2 separate regions of the Homo sapiens genome follow, and region 2 is linked to region 1. The links are chromatin contacts, found by Hi-C in ENCODE. All regions are on one chromosome and are shown on one strand. The core of a region is the stretch at or near the end of the contact, and the rest is flanking DNA. Distances in the headings are between cores, read along the strand shown. Region 1 holds the start of PNPLA8 (patatin like domain 8, phospholipase A2). Region 2 holds the start of SYPL1 (synaptophysin like 1).

Evidence for each region. A loop is a pair of places that touch in the nucleus more often than their neighbours do. Pooled maps may share reads with other maps.
Region 2: a map of CD8-positive, alpha-beta T cell shows a loop between it and region 1 (39-fold over the local background). The contact joins the promoter of SYPL1 here to the promoter of PNPLA8 in region 1. A Hi-C loop is called at or near these places in 4 of 168 maps with a recorded cell type or tissue (CD4-positive, alpha-beta memory T cell, CD8-positive, alpha-beta T cell, naive thymus-derived CD4-positive, alpha-beta T cell and 1 more) and 14 of 50 pooled maps.

Annotation. Positions count from the first base shown.
Region 1 is chr7:108,521,897-108,527,804 of GRCh38, reverse strand. PNPLA8 (patatin like domain 8, phospholipase A2) reads left to right here and starts at 1,670. Exons shown (of 11, transcript NM_001256007.3): 1 at 1,670-1,776. It overlaps LOC124901722 (a long non-coding RNA gene), which reads right to left and starts at 1,330. Exons shown (of 2, transcript XR_007060473.1): 1 at 160-1,330. RefSeq lists enhancers at 1,052-1,391, 1,682-1,801, 1,573-2,533, 3,213-3,748.
Region 2 is chr7:106,109,744-106,115,930 of GRCh38, reverse strand. It overlaps SYPL1 (synaptophysin like 1), which reads left to right and starts at 3,619. Exons shown (of 5, transcript NM_182715.4): 1 at 3,619-3,791. The coding sequence starts at 3,723. RefSeq lists silencers at 3,212-3,271, 3,352-3,841, 3,852-4,101 and an enhancer at 3,557-4,389.

The sequences.
Region 1 (5,908 bases), core at 421-2,920:
CAGTTTTAGCAAGAATCTTGCAAAGTCAGTTTAGAGAGTATCTCCTAGCCTTGATAATTGATCATCTCCGCCTGTCTTCAGCAAGAATCTTGTAAGTCACTTTAACAAGAATATCCCCGACCCTTGATATCACTTCTTAGTAATTTTCCATGAACTGACCCCTCAGTCTGCTTGCTGGTTATAAATCCTAGCTGTTTTTGTTGTATTAAAACTTGAGGCCAATCTCTCTCCCCCATGGTGATAGTCATGGCACCTATTGCAATAGTTCTAAATGTCTTCCTTGACATTTTAACAAGTGTCAGAATAATTTTTCTTTAGCAACAAGGAGGAATCTGTCTCAAAAACTAAAGCTCCTTCCACACGCCTGTAAGGCTTAATTGGTGCATACATCTTTTAACTCTCCTGTAGCTAAATAACATGTCTGGCTTATCCACTGCTGGGGTTTACCAGGCATTATGATGTACATAATCCAGACACTGTGTCCCAAGAACATAGCAAGCTGGCTTTCCCTCCTTGATTTAAAAAAATCAAAACAACACAACTATCAGGGTAACATCCACTACATTTGACAGGTCAAAGAATCCCCTTCCTTAAGGACTTTACAATAACCTTACAGGGGGCTAAAGCATACATACCCATGGGTAGTGGGTAAGCCTTGAGAGTACAGTATAAGTCTTGATAACATTTTGAGGTTGATAACTAGTTGAAACTGATCTGTTTTCCCGACCTCAACGTAATTGCAAGGTCACTTCAAGAGGGTAAGGGGCTATTGCAACTACCCAAATTCGCTATTGTAGTATAAAAGCTTTAATTAACAGCATGTATAGGAATGCAAAGCTATGTTCTAATGAAACTTTAAAAAGCAGACACAAATATGAATGTCATATAATTGTCATCTGTCGCAAAACTTTTTTTTTAACCTTTGAAAAATGTGAAACCCATTTTTAGCTCCTAGTACAGCAGAACCTGCGGTGGGCTGGATTTGCCCTGAGGGCTGTAGTTTGCCCCTGTGGTACGTATGAAATGCCACAATTTTAAAAAGATGTGTTACGTGTGGGACCATTTGTGGGGCGGTTTATGCTAACTTCCAATACAGTAATATATGTCAACTCGCTTTTGAGTGACATTTAGTCTGGGTGGCCATGCCCAGGAATGGATATAGAGAAAGGGGCGCGGCCGCGCCGGGCACCACCCTCCAAGAGACTGGTATCGCAGCCCCCAGCTCCAAGGAACTCAGCGCAGGCAGGGGCTTCAGGGACGCGGAGAGGGAGGCTTATCTCTGCTGAAAGGGAATAGCGGCCCGCAAACAAGCAAACCAGGACACTGCTCCGAGGTCCCGCCCAGGAAGGCAAAACGAAGTCCCACCGCTCTCACACCCGGCAACCAACCAAGGCACAGCACGCCCCACCAGCAAGCCACGCCTCGCGCATCACGCACGCACGCACGCACGCACACACGTCTGTCGCGGCTTCCCGCCTTGCGCTCCGTCATGCTCTATTGCGCATATCTCGGGGCGGGGGAGGAACGGAGATTGACAAGGAGGCAGAGGCCTGAGCGAGGCGGAAAATCCTCACCCCGGCCCGCGGGTAGACCCAAACTTCTAGCGCGTCACTTCCGCTGGGGGCGGAGCGGGGCGGGGCTGAGTGGGTGGCGACCTAGCTGCTGCGCCAGTGTTTGTGTTGGAAGCTCAGCTGATGCAGGCCGGTTGGAGTGGACGTCATTGCCGGGAACGAGCGAGTCGCCGCTGCAGCCCTAGTGACTGCGGCCTGCATCCCGGTAAGTAGCCGCGAGGGGACAGGGGCGGGACGATAGGAGGCTGGTTGATCGTTCTGGACCCTTGTCCGGCGCTCCGGGTCGTCCTTTCTTTCTTTGGAGGGCACTTCCCGAGCGAGAGGGTGGGGACACGCCAGGCTTTGGGGAGGAGCTGGCGCTGGAAGGAGCCCGCAGGTCCTGGAGCTCATTGGTACTCGGCGCCCTCCGCCCCCGTGGGCTTTGCTGCCCCAGAAGCGCAAACCGTATTTGGTTTCGCAGGTCCCGCCCTGCTCCCCCTGTCCCATCCCCACGACTCCCTCCTCAATTTTCCAGAGTCTGTCTGCCTTCCCCTGGACTGTAGTGTTCTCCAGTAGTTAACTGGTCACTCTCAGGAGGGTTTCCCTAGTCTACATCATTCTCGACTGTCAGTGTGCACCTGGTGATTCTACTGCCTGATATTTTTTGTCAGTAATCTCTTTCTGACCCCATCCACATTTGATTCTATCCTTGACCGCTGTTGCTTAAGTGGATAAGGTGTATGAATCACTGTGTTGCAGTGCTTCCTATCCCTGTGTCATTTCTATCATTGTGCTGGAAGGAACCTGCTTTCCACGCCTAATACAATGATAACTTTAAAATGGTGACTCATAGGAAAAACTCAGGAGAGTTGTGACATAAGGGACTATCATATAATCCTGCTTAAAATACTGTTTTCAATTCCAAAACAGTTGTATCCTGGTTCTGCAGTCCTAATTTCTGAGAGTTCAAAAATGACAAATGTTTCAGTGTATTAAGAAAATGCTGTTAAACAGTGAAACATTAAGAGCTTATGCCTTGTGAGGCAGTTGTATCAAGCCCATTTTAGCTATTTTGTTAAATTGCTTATGCAAATTAGTTGTCCTTTCAATATAAGAACATGTTTTTATTTCGTAATTATAATCAACTTTTTCTTAATGTTGATCTCTTTTTTTATTTCTATATCAGGACTAAATTAAAATCTTGTAAACGCCCTTTTAATGAGTGATGTTGAATGAAAGGGCCAGTTTCACTAGTTTAGCTATTCACTTGTTTCACATGCAAAGTTGTTACAAGAACAGCCTGTACTTTGAGTTGTTTTTTTTTACCCCAGTTAGAGGGGTTGTGCTGAAGCTGCATATTGCTTCACTCATGGAATATATATTTGTAAAAAGGTCAGAGTTAGAATGCTGAGCCATAGACACCTTCCTGTCCTGCCATTTTTTGTTGTTGTTGGGAGTCTCTCTCTGTCGCCCAGGCTGGAGTGCCTTGGTGCGATCTCGACTCACTGCAAGGTTCAAACGATTCTCTTGCTTCAGCCTCCCGAGTAGCTGGGATTTACAGGCGTGCGCAACCACACCCGGCTAATTTTTTTAAGTAGAGACGGGTTTCCCCATGTTGGCCAGGCTGCTCTCAAACTCCTGGCCTCAGGTGATCCGCCCGCCTCGGCCTCCCAAAGTGCTGGGATTTCAGGCCTGAGCCACCGCACCTGGCCAGTCATTTCTTAGTTCTTATCTTTCTCTGCAGTACTCAAGTATTTTATTCTGTTCATTATCCATTACTTGAAAAAATTTGGTCCTGTCTTGGTTTTCAGTGTCCTGATTTTTTCAGGGTGGCTTTTCTCCTGTTTTGTTTCCTTTAGAGTCTTTTCTTCCTCTTCCTAGCTCTGGGTGGCACTCAAGGCTCTACCCCTGTCGCTCTCCCTAAACCAGAGTTTCGTGTTTGAAACCCAAATATACTTCAGTGGGCATGTGAATATCCTGAAATATTATGGAAAATATAGTTTGTATTGCAAATACACATTTTTCAAGGAAGAAAAGCTTTACTCAGGTTGCCTGATCCCAAAATAGTCATGTATTATTACTGTAAACTATCATCTGGTAAATACGTCTAATGTTGTGGTTTCTGCTGCCACTATGCTGGTAATTCCACAAGTAAATCCACAGTCTGTGTACATTTCCATTTGAATGTCCCACTGTTACTTCATCCTGTGAATCCAAAAGAAAATGTGTTTTTCTCTCCTATTAAATTGTCCCCTTCACAGTTTTCTCATATTCGCAAATGGCACTCTCCGTATTTTTCAGATTTAAAACCTTAGAGCTCTCTTAACACTTCCCTCTCTTTACCCCATTCTTGGCTGTCAAGTCCTGTGTTTTGTTGTTTTCTCTTTTTTCCCTTACTTTCAAAGTGTTCAGAGTGGCCCTCTTCCCCACACTAGTACTTGCTGGGTGAGGTGTCAGAGCCCCAGCATCAGAAAGTGGTCAGCTTGGGGTAGTAGGGTAGTAAGAAAAATTTACCGACAACACCGTAGGTTTGAAAAGGAAAGTTTTATTGGATAGAAAGAGTGCTGCAGAAGAGTGCAGCCAGGCGCCTCAGCAAGAGAGGACAGCTCACCGCAGTGGATTTTTTCTTAGGGGTATTTATGGACCTTAAAGCAGAAGCTGAAGGGTAACTTGGACCATATTAGCCACGTAGGTCATGATCAGTGATTACATTTATAGACATTTTGGTGCTTTGATATCAGCAAAAGTTGCACAGTGAGTTTCGACATGCATACATTCTGGACATGTATAGAGATTCTAGTTACTTATAAATTTCTGGGAAAGAATCCTGGTACCAGATGCCGGCTTTAGCTAATAGAGAAGTCTAATTGTTTCTGAATTCCTCAGATAAGGAGCTTTCCCTCTGGATGGTCTGCTCGATGGCCACCAGGTGATCTTTGCTCTCCTCAGTACTGTTACCTTCAGACTGTTGTCACCCTTTTGACTGTTATATTAATAATTAAGTGACATACTCTGTAAATTCATTCTTTCCATCCTTAGCTGGGTCTCCATCTAACAATTCCCTTAATTCCTCTAGTTAAAACTCCATTCCCTTCTCTAAGTGTTTGGTCCCAGCCTCTCCGTTTTGTTTTATTCGTACCTCCATTGTATTTATACTACCTCTATTCTTCCTTGCTCTTTTTTCAGTTGATGATAGCATCTCACTTTACATTCTTCTTCCTGTGTTTTTGCCATCTAACTTCTGGCTGAATGTACTCTCAAAACACTTACCTTGCATTTACTAGTGTTGTGATTTGGGGGCAATTAAACTTATTGATTTTGTTGGTCATCTTTGTTTTGTAATTTTTGCTTGATAGTTGTAGTTTCTGAGAAAGGTGTATTAAATCTCTCATGATTATGAAATTGTCTAATCTTGTAATAGTTCCCTTATTTTGGCCTTTTGTACTGTATTTTAATGCCAAGTTGATAGGTGGTTTCATAAATTCGTCATATTGGAAAGAAACAATGCAAAATTCTTACCATAGCCTAGTCTCCATTTCCTGCCTGAATTTTGGGGTCTGTGACCCCAAAATATCTGAGACAGGTCTCAATCTAGAAAATTTTGTCGAGTTTAAGGACGCACCCGTGACACAGCCTCAGGAGGTCCTGCTGACATGTGCCCAAGGTGGTCAGATGCCACTTGCCTCTATACATTTTAGTGAGACATAATGCATCAATCAGTCACATTGGTTTGATTTGGAAGGGCAGGACAACTCAAAGGGGACGGGGCCTCCAGGTCATACAAAAATTTTCTAATTGGCGGTTGGTTGAAAGAGTTACTATCAGTAGAAGAAATGTTTGGGTTACCATAAGGAGGTGTGGAAACCAAGGTTTTATGATGCAGATGAAGGCTCCAGGTAGCAGGCTGCAGAGTGAATAGATTGTAAATGTTTTTTTTTTTTCTTTTTTTGTTTTTTTTTTTGAGAGGGAGTCTCGCTCTGTCACCCAGGCTGCAGTTCAGTGGCAGGATCTTGGCTCACTGCAATCTCCGCCTCCCGGGTTCAAGTGATTCTTCTGCCTCAGCCTCCCGAATAGCTGGGACTATAGTCACGTACCACCACGCCCGGCTAATTTTTGTATTTTTAGTAGAGACGGGGTTTCACCATATTGGCCAGGCTGGTCTTGAACTCCTGACTTCGTCATCCACCCACCTCGGCCTCCCAAAGTGCTGGGAGTACAGGCGTGAGCCACCACGCCCGGCCTGTAAATGTTTCTTATCAGACTTAAGATCTGTGTTGATGTGAATGCTGGAGGGGTATAATGAGGCACATCCAACCCCCCTTCCATCGTGGCCTGAACTAGATTTTCAGGTTAACTCT
Region 2 (6,187 bases), core at 2,370-4,869, 2.4 Mb after region 1:
ACTAATTTTTTTTGTTTTGACAAATGTATGATGGTTATAGAAGATGTTAACATTAGGGGAAACTGGGTGAAGTGTATACAGAACTCTTTGTACTTTGCAATTCATAAATCAAAATATGTTTTAAAATGAAAAGTTTAAGAGGCCTCAGATTACTTTGAGATTAATTTACTGAGCCTATTAAATCCATCTATTGTACAATTTAAATAAATTTGGTTATCTTAAAATTTTTCTAAAATGATTATTGAATTCATTAGCGAAAACAAAACACCTATTTGTGTTTATAAGCAAAAGTCAGGTTTTGAATTTGGTATTAAACAATATCTTTTCAGAAAAGGAGATAAATATTGGTTGGGAATGAGTTACAAAGTCTCATCTTGCCAATAAGATGACCAAAACTTTGTATTCCCATTGAGAAAAACAAAAAATATTATAGTTAGCCAATGAGATGTCTAATATAGTTAATATATGGTTGACTAAATATAGTTTCCTTTCTGGCCTTCTGAGCATTCCTAAATCCCAAGTGTCACAGTCTGGCACATGTGTTCAAAGCCACAGAGAGAAAGTAAAACAATGACAAATTATGTAGGTAACTTAGCCATAATTATACCACCACAGATAAAGCTCAATAATACTACCTCAGATAGACAGAACCATTTTATATTACAGGGATTCTTTTCCAAATAGCCCTGGTAGAGTAGACCTGGAACATGTTGTTCCCAGAGCATCTGGCTCTTTCCTCAGATTTGAGGAACAAATCAGAAAATGACCAGTGTTGTAGTCAATGTGATACAGTCATCTGAACATTCTTCCCTGATTTTGAACAGTTGTGCCTTCAATGAGATGCTATTGTTTAAACACTTTTGTTTGAGGAGGATTTAAAAAAAAATCACAATTATCTTGTTGCCCAATCAGATCTCACTGGCTCTGCCAGTCACGGCCAGTTCCTTCTCAGGAAGGTAGGCCCCTGAGCTCAGCTGACTGGCAGAAGCAGTGCTAGGCTGTGACTGAAGGTGAGCAGTGGCGGCTCACTTCTGTTTCCTTCTGCTCAAGAGAGATTCTGCGAATGAGTTCTGATAAGTGACCAGATGTGGTTCTGCTCACCCTCGGTGGTCTCCATCTTTAAAATCGAGTGCCACAGGGCCAAGGAAGGAACCTTCTTAAAGTTCAAGGAGTTACTCTAGCACTGAAGGTTTCCTGAGGAAATGTAACCACCATGCCTTCCACTGGTGGGCTTGAACAAGAAGCAGGAGAGAAAGTGAGGAGAGGCAGACAGAAGCAACAGAAAGTTTAGCGCGGAAGTTGAGAAAGGGCCTGGCCAATTCCAATTTCTAAGGCCTTCAATAAACAAAAAGAAGAAGAGATGCCAATATTGGTTTACTAAGTCATGGTATGTTTTAGATCTTTAATTAATAAAGCTGCATGTGAACATATCTCTAATCTGTCAAGGCATATCTCATTTTGAAATAACATTAAGAGCTGGGCGCGGTGGCTCACGCCTGTAATCCCAGCACTTTGGGAGGCCGAGGTGGCGGATCATGAGGTCAGGAGTTCAAGACCAACCTGGCCAACATGGTGAAACCCCGTCTCTAATAAAGATACAAAAAAATTAGCCGGACGTGGTGGTACGTGCCTGTAATCCCAGCTACTCGGGAGGCTGAGGCAGGAGAATCGCTTGAACCCGGGGGTGCAGAGGTTGCAGTGAGCTGAGATCACGCCATTGCACTCCAGCCTGGGTGACGGGGCAAGACTCTGTCTCAAAAAAAAAAAATAATAATAATAACATTAAGAGTCTAATTTGAATATTCGTGAATATGAAGCTCAAGCTAAATAGTCTTACTATTCACTACTCCGTCCCCAGGTGCCTACCCAGAAGACCGCAACAGAATGAGAGTAAAAGCTTAGAAAAACGGGCTAAAGAGAACAAAAAGAGAAGTACTGAGAGGAAGATACAGAAACAAAGTAGAAAAAAAAGGAGAGAGAGGAAGCTGGAAGACCTGGAGCACCGCTCATCGTGGTCTCAGACGCACCAGGTAGCAGTGTATGGTCACCTTCCACTCACCTAGCCCTAAGGGGTATCTATGATGCTTTGTTGCTTAGTGGGAGAAATCTGCAACCATCCATTAGGAACCCGCTGCAACCCCCCCACCTCCCGGTTCAAGCGATTCTCCTGCCTCAGCCTCCTGAGTAGCTGGGATGACAGGCGCGTGCTACCACGTCAGGCTAATTTTTTTGGTATCTTTATAAGAGACGGGGTTTCACCATGTTAGCCAGGTTGGTCTTGAACTCCTGACCTCACGATCCGCCGGCCTCGGCCTCCCAAAGTGCTGGGATTACAGGCGTGAGCCACCGCGCCCAGTTCTTAATGTTATTTCAAAATGAGATATGCCATTAGGTGCTCATTGAGCACTGACTGTGCTGGGGACTGAGGAACGGGAGCCAAGATAAACATAAAGATTGTCTCTGTCTGCATAGAAAATGAAATGTATTTTTTGCACTCTCTGGACAGCAAACAAGGAGATAGGTCTCGAAAGAGAAAGGGTTCGCTTACTACAAGGACGTTCAATAACAGTTGTCAACCCTGACGGAATAACCTCAGTGGCAAGTAGCCTGCAAATCATATTCGTGCTTGAAATTCAGGTAAGTCCTTGGAAGCTGGTTTTTCATATACACGAATATGACCACATTCCAGCTGTCCAGGAACTTTCCAGGTACTGAAGAAGCCAGGAAGGAGATCACACTACCTTGGGGCTCCCGTAACTGCGTGCCAAGAGGAAAGTATCACCTAAGCCGAATCTTAAAGGGGTCAGCTTCTTGAAGAAAGATACCAACGATGCCTTAAAAAGAGGACTGTCGACCGACAGCGTAGAAGAGGTGAAAGTGTAGGTCACCGAGGGCCTGTCCGGCCACGCCTTTCCTTTTAGGTATAAACTTACTTCATTTTTCAACCATGGCTGCGATGGTAACTTTGAAAATAAACCTAATTTCCATACGAATATTTGGTGATTCACACTTTCGAGGCACCCCACAGCACGGTAGCCAGAAGTCTGTTGTTTTGCAATTTTAATCAAAGGCCCCTAACACATGCCTTGAAACACAACTTCATCTGTGCCAATACATTATAAATTCATAAAAAAGTTGAGATCTGTTAAGGGAAGGAGAGGTCAGCTTCGGTGTAGTGAGCTCAGCTGTGGTGAGCTCGGGGTCAAGTGAGGGTGTCTCTGAGGCCAGCGCCCCCAAGCTGCGCAGGAGCGGGCGTGGGCGCCCCCGGGTCAGGGCTCTTCGCAGTCGCGCGGGTCCGGAAGCGCGGCGCGGGCCCAACGAGCGCACGCGTACACGCGTGCGCAGGGGAAGACCGAGTGCCAGGGGCTGAACCGCAGGGAAGGGGGCGCGGCGCACGCAGTATGGCGCCCAACATCTACTTGGTTCGCCAGCGGATCAGTCGACTCGGCCAGGTGCGGCCTGAGGAGAAGCCTCCCGGTCTCCGCCCCGGCCCGCCCCTCGCCTCCCCAGCCGCCCCACTCCGTTTCCGCCCCAGAGTCTCAGCCAGCAGCTCAACCGCCGCCGCTCCGCCCCGCCCCGCCCCACGGCCGCCCGGGCCCGCCTCCGAGCCCGGCCAGCGCGCCAGCCCCGCCTGCCCTTCCTCGCCACCGGGCTGCTCTGGTCTCGTCGGTCCCCTCCTCCGCCCCGTCGTCCTGACTCTCTCTCCCTCCTTTCCTCAGAGGATGTCCGGCTTCCAGATCAACCTCAACCCGCTCAAGGAGCCACTCGGCTTCATCAAGGTCCTCGAGTGGGTGAGTGCAGCCCGCGCCGGCCAGGCCCGCCTGCCGCTCGGCGCGGCGCCCTAGGCGGGGAGACGGGGACCTGCGAGCCGGGACGCAGCCCTGCCGCGCGGGCTTTGAGGCCGCCGCCCCGGGACTGGGAGTGGACGGCAGGGAGGGCAGGGAGGCCGCGGCCTGGGCCGCGCGGGGCGGAGACGCCGCGGCGGGCGTCGAATCACGAGCTCCTCGGCCGCCTGGCTCCCAGGGGAGCCACCCTCCCACACCGGAGCTCCCCTCTGGGTGTCCCCGTGGAGTGGGAGTTCAAATTTCCCCTTGGCTCCACTGCCTCCCGCAGAGGAAGGGAAAACTTCCTGCTGCGGTCTAACCGAAACCCGGCGGCCGGCGTCGCGCTCTGCGGAGAGGCTCAGCGGTTACGTCCCTGCCGGTGCCCACTCGAGGTCTAGCTCCCTGGGAAGCCGATTTTGTCTTGTAGACGTGATTTGGCGAGCATTCCGTTCTTAATTTGTTTTTAAGATGGGCTCCGAGTTAAAAATAGTAAAAAAATAAACTGTGGGCCAGGGAAACTAAAGAAAGTCCTTTTAACAAAACGCATCGAGTCAGATCGGTTCACTTAATAACACGTTAGGAATGGACATCGAGTTTGTTTGGGGTATTTCCAAACAACATCCTGTTTAGAAAGTCAGCTTTTAGTCCTTTCCTGAGAACACTCACAATCATTAACATCAAAGAACGCTTATTAATTCGACCTTGGCAATGATCAGTTACTTGGAGGAGTTGGTGAATATACCAGGCACTGCGGGCTTCCTTCAAACTTCGCGGCCCACTACATATTTCTGCAGGCAAGTTGTGTTTATAGACAGCAGCATTTACATCCATAGCTTTTTCGCCCTTTTCCTTAGTGATAGAGTGGTGAAGAAGAATAAGAACTTTCAATTTCCTGTTCTAAATAACCTACCGAGGATGTTTTTAAAAGCAGCGTAGAAACTCAGTTTCTCTGATGGGTACCTAATGTGATTTCCTACTTGGACCATTGTAACCGCGCAAGGGGTTAGGCAATTTCACCATTCACTGAACATTTTGTGTGTTTTCTGAAAACTGAAGTAGTGCTGACTTCACACAAATGACTACTTGAAAGACGCATAAATAAATATACTTGATTTTTTTAAACCTAAGTCCAGATTTAAGTATAAAGAAAACCATGATTAAAGCATTTAAAAATTGCAAGAGGAAAATCTCATTAACGAGGCTAATCAAATATGAACGTTAAGAAAGTCTTATATCTAGATTTAGTCTCATTGAGGATTATAATTAAATGTATAACTAATAATTTAGATTTCCACTTAAATGAAGAGGCAGTTGTTTATATCTGTGCTTATATTTTTTGTCAAGTTTTTAAACAACTGTAGACTTAGCTTTTTCCTTAATATTTCAAGCACTAGTGATAAGTTCATTCGTGTTTTGATGTATTTTGAAAAATATCCCTTTTTAAGCATCTTACAGAAATACTTTCAGTTTGAACAGCTTGTTATTACACAGGAGAGCCTTTTATGAAAAGACTACACATTGTTAATGGTGTGGTAAATATTTGACTATTTTATACCAGATCTGTACTAAACACTAGCATACCACATGAATAAAACATGGTCTTTTTCTCATGATCTATTAAGGATGAAGGACATACAAAATACAAAAATGCCATGTAATAAACTGTGATAAAGGTGTATGCAAAGAATAGTAGAAGAAATGAGGGAGAGAGCATTTGCTTGGAGGAACTAGGGAGGACTTCATAGCTGAGAGAACACTTGAAGGATGGGTACTGGTTCACTTGGGGAGTGGCTTTCTAGGCAGAAGGAATCTTATGTTCAGTGGAAGGAAATGTTGAAGCAGCATAACCCTGTATGAGAACTTAAAAGTAATTGGGGGTTAGTTGGAATATATGCTAGGTTGGAGGGTACGGTTTGAGATTGTTCTGAAAAGATTTCAGAGGTCGGCTGCTTCTGGGGTTAATCTTTGGGAATCTGGGCCCTTTCCTTAGGAAAATGCATATGTGCAGGGTATGGAATATTGGAGTGTTTATTCCATTCAAGCCCAGAATCCCTGCCATAGGGGATGGGAACTTAAAGGCTTTAAACAAGTCAATGATACGACTAATTTTAGGCACTCATAATTCCTCAATCAATCGATTTCTCCCTCCAATTCTGACCTTTCCAATCCATCCCTCTAACTGCCGACAAAATGAAAATTTCTAAAAGGATGAATTGGAAAGGCTAGAATTGGAGGAAGGGAAATCTGTTGATTGAGGAATTATGAGGGCCTAAAATTAGTTTCAGTAGGACTGAAGGGGTTTACAAAAGGGGGTTACAAATTAGAATATATATGGAAGGTAACAAAGAGGGAGGACCCTAAGA